Linked DNA regions of Mus musculus: all the other regions are linked to region 1. The links are chromatin loops, found by intact Hi-C in ENCODE. Cell type or tissue: heart. All regions are shown on one strand.

Evidence for each region. A loop is a pair of places that touch in the nucleus more often than their neighbours do. Peaks named below come from ENCODE experiments on the same cell type or tissue, not always from the same donor. Only the 100,000 strongest peaks of a DNase experiment are listed, where the experiment ranks them.
Region 2: a loop joins it to region 1, with 16 times the contacts of the local background. A loop is called at or near these places in 8 of 42 quality-filtered maps.
Region 3: a loop joins it to region 1, with 3 times the contacts of the local background. A loop is called at or near these places in 8 of 42 quality-filtered maps.

Annotation. Positions count from the first base shown.
Region 1 is chr7:133,781,922-133,784,421 of GRCm38, reverse strand. The region is part of intron 1 of Fank1 (fibronectin type 3 and ankyrin repeat domains 1); the gene reads right to left. It also overlaps a transcript of Dhx32 not described here. Among named protein-coding and RNA genes, the nearest start is that of Fank1, 6.3 kb to the right of the region's middle. In heart, a CTCF peak has its summit at 1,146 (motif pointing right); DNase peaks (open chromatin) are centred at 1,201 and 1,581; H3K4me3 peaks cover 620 bases; H3K27ac peaks cover 882 bases.
Region 2 is chr7:133,668,079-133,670,578 of GRCm38, reverse strand. All of the region lies in intron 24 of Edrf1 (erythroid differentiation regulatory factor 1), which reads right to left. Among named protein-coding and RNA genes, the nearest start is that of Mmp21, 11 kb to the left of the region's middle. In heart, a CTCF peak has its summit at 1,353 (motif pointing left); no DNase peak of the experiment used is centred here.
Region 3 is chr7:133,682,999-133,685,498 of GRCm38, reverse strand. No RefSeq gene overlaps it. Among named protein-coding and RNA genes, the nearest start is that of Mmp21, 4.2 kb to the right of the region's middle. In heart, a CTCF peak has its summit at 1,177 (motif pointing left); no DNase peak of the experiment used is centred here.

The sequences.
Region 1 (2,500 bases):
TCAGAGGACATGTCACAGCACACACGGAGGTCAGAGGACATGTCACAGCACACACACGGATGTCAGAGGACATGTCACAGCACACACGGAGGTCAGAGGACATGTCACAGCACACACACGGAGGTCAGAGGACATGTCACAGCACACACACGGAGGTCAGAGGACATGTCAAGCACACACGGAGGTCAGAGGACATGTCACAGCATACACGGAGGTCAGAGGACATGTCACAGCACACACGGAGGTCAGAGGACATGTCACAGCACACACGGAGGTCAGAGGACATGTCACAGCACACACGGAGGTCAGAGGACATGTCAAGCACACACACGGAGGTCAGAGGACATGTCAAGCACACACGGAGGTCAGAGGACATGTCACAGCACACACGGAGGTCAGAGGACATGTCACAGCACACACACGGAGGTCAGAGGACATGTCACAGCACACACACGGAGGTCAGAGGACATGTCACAGCACACACACGGAGGTCAGAGGACATGTCACAGCATACACGGAGGTCAGAGGACATGTCACAGCACACACGGAGGTCAGAGGACATGTCACAGCACACACACGGAGGTCAGAGGACATGTCACAGCACACACGGAGGTCAGAGGGCATGTCACAGCACACACGGAGGTCAGAGGGCATGTCAAGCACACACATGGAGGTCAGAGGACAACCTTGGAGAATGTTTTCTCACCTTCCACCACAGTAGAAGGCACAGAGGCACAGGCCTATCATCCTAGCACTGGAGAAGCAGAGACAGGAGGACTAGAAATTCACGATCATCCTTGGCTACATACAGAGTTCAAGGCCAGCCAGACATCCATGAAGCCCAGTCTCAAAGAAGAAAAGTGTTCCTGTCCTAAGGACGTTTCTTGTAGAAGAAACTGATCACAGCATGTCAGAGAAAGAAAAAAAAAAAAAAGCACAAAACAAAACATGTAGAAGCAGTACCAAGGAGACAGATCAACTCTGGGACAGGGATTAAGAGAGGGTGAACTGCTGCAGAAACATTCTAAGGAATGGTGGCGTCTATGAGCAGTCTATGTGTTTACATGCATTTTTATCTTATGTGACTGTTGGGCCTGCATGTATTGGCGTGCACTCGCTGTATGTGCACAGGAGCCTGTAGCGACCAGAAGAGGGCGCTGTGGAACCTCATGGAATTAGAGTTAACAAGACAGTTGTGAGCCACCATGCCCATGCTTGGTACCGATCTAGGTACTCTGCAAGAGCCGTTTCTGCCATCCCAGGAGAGGTGGTAAAGGAGGAACAGGTGGATGGGTAGGTAGGTGCCAGGAACATGACAAGACAGGGGTCTGGTCAAACTGTCAGGGGTCAGGGACACAAATAAGAGACTGGGCGCCTAGATCTTGAGAAAGGCTTGCCCCTTAGTTTCAGGGGAAACTTCCCACAAGGTCTGCAGTGTGTTCTAAGGCTCCTGACTTCTCACCCAGCCACGCGTACACCCTACCTCGGCTGGGCCTTGTTTACCGAGTGCGTTCTTGCACCTGAATTCACTGACTCATTCTTGGCTTCCTTGGGAGCCGCTGGAAAGCACGAGCCCCTCCTTGAATCTGGTTGGCTGCTTCGAAGGAGACAAGTCGGAACAGCGTTTCCCTGGCCCAGTGAGGCCAAGGACAACCAAATTAGCAGGAAGCAGAGGCTGTCAGGGACAAGCTGGGTGACACAATTTCAACCACGGAGCCTCTCTGTCCCTTTGTGTGGCTGACTGGACATCACAGGTCAGGACTGCTTTGATTCTCAGTGTTTTGATGGGGATTTTAAAAATAAGGCTGTCTAAACGTGTTGCTTTAAAAAAAATTTTTTTTAAGTTTTTAATTTGATTTATATAAGCATTTCCTTCTTAATAAGGTTTGAATTGTAACCTAAATGAAATAATTGGTATTCTTTACCCCCCCCCCCCCCAGCTGTAGAGTAAACTACTCTCTCTGGTTTTGTAAGTGCAGTACCCTTGGGGAAATAAAACCAAGCAGTGTCATCCATTCCATAAATATTTGTTTTAAGGACCCTGGGACAAAATGAAAAAGAAGGCAAGCGGGGATCCTGCCCTCTTTAGCCCATTCAACATGGCAGGAAAGTAGGTTTTTTTGTTTTGTTTTGTTTTTTAATTAAAGAAATAATTAAACTGTGACTAATGCTAGGAAAAGCAGGAAGTACAGAGGCAGGAAAAGTTTTAGGGAGGAGGGACGTCTACGTCAGACATTCAGGGAGGGCGTGGATGGAGAAGAAGACTGGAAGGATCTGAGGGTCCTTTCCACTGGAGCAGGAGGGAGGACTCCCCTGGCGGCTCCAAGGACATCTACTGTGCTGGGAAGAACTGAACAAGCAGAATAGATCTACGATCCAAAGTGTGTTATGTGAGGGCAGCTAGTTCATAATAAGAACCTTCAAGGGCTTCAGAGCGGGAGGGAGGCACTGCAGATATCAGTAGAGCATACAGTCATAGCCATCGTGGTCATACAAGATG
Region 2 (2,500 bases), 110 kb after region 1:
CAGTTAAGAGCACTGACTCTTCTTCCAGAGGTCCTGAGTTCAATTTCCAGCAACCACATGGTGGTTCACAACCATCTGTAACAGGATCTGATACCCTCTTCTGGTGTGTCTGAAGACTGCTACAGAATACTCATATACATAAAAATAAATCTTAAAAAAAAAAAGAAAAAAGAAAATTAATCCTAATTTTCTTAAAGCTCACTTTAATTTCTGAGAACCTAAGTTAAGCTTTTCAATTATTAAGCCCACTTTCTTATTTTGCCTCAGGCTAATGGGGAGAAACAGCAGTCAAAATAAACTACTAATGTTCCTTTCTGTTAAGGTCACATTCTGATTTCCTTTTCTCTTAAAGAACACAGCTAGGTCTGCTTTATCAACAGTAAACTTGCTAGCTGTTTTTACCGACCACGAATGAAACACAACAGAAAGTCCCGACTCAGCAACCACAGTGACCTGCCTCCAACCTGCAGAGGGCTGTGTTCCTTTCGGTCAATAAACCTGAACGCACAGATCAGCTCCTACGACATTTGGCTTGCATGAAAACTTTAGATTAAAAATTTCTTCAAGGGCTGGTGAGATGGCTCAGCAGGTAAGAGTACCCGACTGCTCTTCCGTAGGTCCGGAGTTCAAATCCCAGCAACCACATGGTGGCTCACAACCATCCGTAATGAGATCTGACTCCCTCTTCTGGTGTGTCTGAAGACAGCTACAGTGTACTTACATAGAATAAATAATAAATAAATCTTTAAAAAAAATTTCTTCAATAATCCAGGTGTGGTGGTATATATCTTTAATCTCAGCACTTAGGAGACAGAGGCAGGTAGATCTCTGAGTTTGAGGCCAGCGTGGTCTAACCTAGTGAGTTCCAGAATAGCCAGGGCTACACAGAGAAATCAAAAACATCATTTCTTCAACACTAATAACCTGGTTGGAAATAAAAATTACATAAGCCATACATAGAACTATTGTGATAAAACATCAAGGGCTGGTGAGATGGCTCAGTGGGTAAGAGCACCCGACTGCTCTTCCGAAGGTCTAGAGGTCAAATCCCAGCAACCACATGGTGGCTCACAACCATCCGTAAGGAGATCTGATGACCTCTTCTGGAGTGTCTGAAGACAGCTACAGTGTACTTACATATAATAAATATTAAAAAAAAAACATCAAAAGACTGAAACTGTCAGTCAATCACCCAAACCACTAATCTGGAAAAAAAAATCACTAAATTAGCTCACAGGATCCTACATACATACATACATACACACACACACACACACACACACACACACACACACACACACACACACACTGCCACCTTGTGGACACCAATAAATGTTACAAACCTACCTGCAGTTAAGTTTTTAGGCAGTAAAAGCTAAGAATCTCTCTTCTCCACTGTGTGTTATTTACTCTGCTTTCTGGTGCACTAAACTGCAGTGAACATACCAAACCACCTTGCTGCGTACTTGAGACTTCCTCCAGTAAAAGTTCTCCTCAGAAGGATAAGTTTGAAGACTGAGGTATGCACAAAACAAATAAATCATGGAATTTTCCACTTAATATTTTGGGCTAGAACTGACCAAAGTAAAAAACATCAGAGGAGGAACTTTAGCTGAGGGCATCTACTTCGTTGGAACTTGGATCCTGTGCTATACAGAAGGTTGCAGTTTAAGAAGAAATTCTCAACTGCAGCTCTGTTCAAGATATAAAAAATGAACTCAATGGAATACCTGGCAGGTGAAACCTCTCAGGCAGACCAAGCCAGCCTCTGCTGTCCTAACGGATGTCCAGTTTTCAACACTCCTGAACAAATATCCGTACAGGCAAGAAATAACAGCTAAGCTGGGCAGAGATGATAGTGAGGGGTTTCTTCATGGGCTTGAAACGACCATTAATGAGAGAGGCACTAAGAGAAAACTCCAAAATTGTACAAGATCAGATTGCTTAACATCACCAAGAAGCAATTTGTGGAGTGATGGACTTTGTTGCAACATGGTTGTGGTGGACAGAAATTTTTGGAATGCTAAATAAACGTTGTCAAAGCTCATAACACCGAGTCACAAAACGAAAATTACTTTATCTGTACCCCAAGATAAAATGGTAAGACAGATTTAACTAGAAACAATGATGTACGTGGGTGCATTTTCTTTGACTTTTATCTGTTTTTCATTTTCTGTAATATGGGCTAGACTGCACTTGTGTTTGTATATCATGCTCCTGATGTAGAACTTTGTACTCAATTTCAAGTTAATGATGCCAAAGAACAGCTCTGGTGAAACAGCACACACATCAGCCGAGGCACCTGGCTGTGCACCCGACCACCCATCTCCCTCCTACTACCCAGCTTCAGACGCCCTAACTTTCTTTTTGGAGACAGGGTTTCTCTGTGTAGCCCTGGCTGTCCTGGAACTCACTCTGTAGACCAGGCTGGCCTCGAACTCAGAAATCCACCTGCCTCTGCCTCCCTAGTGCTGGGATTAAAGGTGTGCACCTTTATATC
Region 3 (2,500 bases), 99 kb after region 1:
GAGAGATGGCTCAGCGGGTAAACAGCACTGACTGCTCTTCCAAAGGTCCTGAGTTCAAATCTCAGCTACCACATGGTGGCTCACAGCCATCTGTAATGGGATCTGACTCCCTTTTCTGGCGTGTCTGAAGACGGCAACAGTATACTTATTTATAATAATAAATAAATCTTTGGGCCTGAGCGAGCGGGGCTGACCAGAGCAAGCAGAGGTCCTAAATTCAATTCCCAATAACCACATGAAGGCTCACAACCATCTGTGCAGCTACAGAGTACTCATATACATAAATAAATCTTTAAAAAAAGAAAAAGAAATGTAGTGCCCTGCAGAAAAGCTCTGAAAACTGTGTCCCCAGACTGTTTCTACTAGGTAATCCTGGACTAGATTGAGCTGCATTGAGAAAACCTGTGTTTGTCTTTTAGCAGCTCGTGGGCCGGTGGTAGGGAAGGTGGCTGTGTACTCATGCAGCTGACTTCATGGAAGGCCAGGTTGGAAGGCGTCTTCGCTTATGTGCACACCATGCCCAGCCCGATGCAGGAAGCCTTACACATGTGATCTGATCCTCTCTCAGAGCAGCTCTGAAACTCTGAGCCACCTCACCATCATCCACCACAGAAGAGGAAGAAGGGTCTAGTGCCGTGGCTTAGTGCTGTGGTTTGGGCATGGTTTGGAGTGTGTCCCTCTAAGTTTGATATGGTAGGTTCTTAATCCCCAGATGTTCATGGAATCTTTAATCTTTATAGGGCTAGCAAGTTGTCAGAGCCTCAGTGGAGTGAAGGCCTTGATGCCAACTTTATAACTAAGTTCTGTCTCTGGAATCCACGGGGTGGAAGGTGAGAACTGACTCCCACAGGTCGTCCTCTGACCCCGACACATGGTGTGGTGCTAAATAAATAAGTGTTAATTAGAGGTTACTCAATGGTTCCGAGCATGTTTTGCTCTTTCAGAGGACCAAGGTCAGTTCCCAGCACCCGTGGCAAGCAGCTCACACCCACCTGTAACTACAGCTCCAGGAACTCTGACTCCCCCTCCACAGAGACATATACACATAGCCTTTAAAAGGAAATAAACCTTAAAAAAAGATGGAAGCTGGGCTGGAGAGGTGGCTCAAAGATTAAGAGCACTGGCTCAATTGCCTGCAGCCACATGGTGGCTCATAACCATCTGTAATGGGATCTGGTGCCCTCTTCTGGCCAGCAGGCATACATGCAGGCAGAATGCTGTATACATAATAAATACATCTTAAAAAGAGAAGAAGAGGTAAAAGCGGGGTGGTGGTGGCGCACGTCTTTAATCCTAGCTCTCGAGAGGCAGAGGCAGGCAGGTCCCTGTGAGTTCAAGGTCATCCTGGACTACAAAGCGAGTTCCAGGACAGCCAGGGCCACACACAGAAACCCTGTCTGGAAAAACCAAAGTGGGAGGAGGGAGAGAGGGAGAAGGGGCCTGGTAGGAAGGGAATGGGGAAGTGTGGCTTCTGGCTTCCTACCTTAAGATATGACCCTTATTCCTAAACATGCTGCAGTCACTGCTGCTGGCCACGAAGTGATGATACAACTAATGGGGAGGAGAAGAGCTTACAGGGACGTGAATGCCATTTGGAACTCCTGTCAGGGCCACAGGAGCTACACAAGAACAGAAGTGCTTCATCCATGGCGGGGGGGTGCAGCTGCAAGCCGCCGTGGTTGTTTTGCATGAGATCTTAGAACCCATCTCAGACTCTGATTTGAAAGTGATGGTGATTCCCCTACAGGCTTTACAGCAGGCAGGGAGAAAACAATCACAGGGGGGTAAGAAGGCTCAGCCTGATTTGTTTGTAACCAGTGCTGGACCAGGACTTCTAGAGTCTGGCCCAGATCATTTTACTTTAGCCATATTTAAGCATAGCACAAGGTTGTCCTGGCTCCTAAGATTACACTTAGGCCATTGTAAAGCACAGGTGGCATTATTTATAAGAATGGGTTTTATGGTCTAAAAGCAATATTCATGATTTAGAGGAAGGGGTCTGGGATAGGTAAAAACATCAATTGTGGGGCATTTGGGCAGAGCCCTTCTCATCAGACAGCGAAGGATCACCAAGTTGTAACCCTGCATCATTCCTGAGCGGATACACACCTCATTTCAGTGGAGAGGTAAGCTGTGTGTTTAACTTCCCTGGTTCGTTCTCTCTCTCTCTCTCTCTCTCTCTCTCTCTCTCTCTCTGTCTGTCTCTCTTTCTCTCTCCACAAGCATGATAGTCAGTGCTAGGGATGCTGGAAGCACCTTCGCATTCAGCTTCTCGGGTACTATGCAGGAGCCTCGGGCCAGCAGCTGTGCTGACTGAGCGCTCCCTCTGGCAGACACTATCTCGGATTACAACGCTATTCCACCACACAAGAAATAGGGAGCTTGTGCCACAGCAGACTGACTGTGTGGAACTGAGGTGCACTGGGACAGGAACCCTGTGCACAGGCTGCTGTGCCAGCAGTGCCAGCTGGCCTTAACAGTCAACTTTGAGACCAGCAAA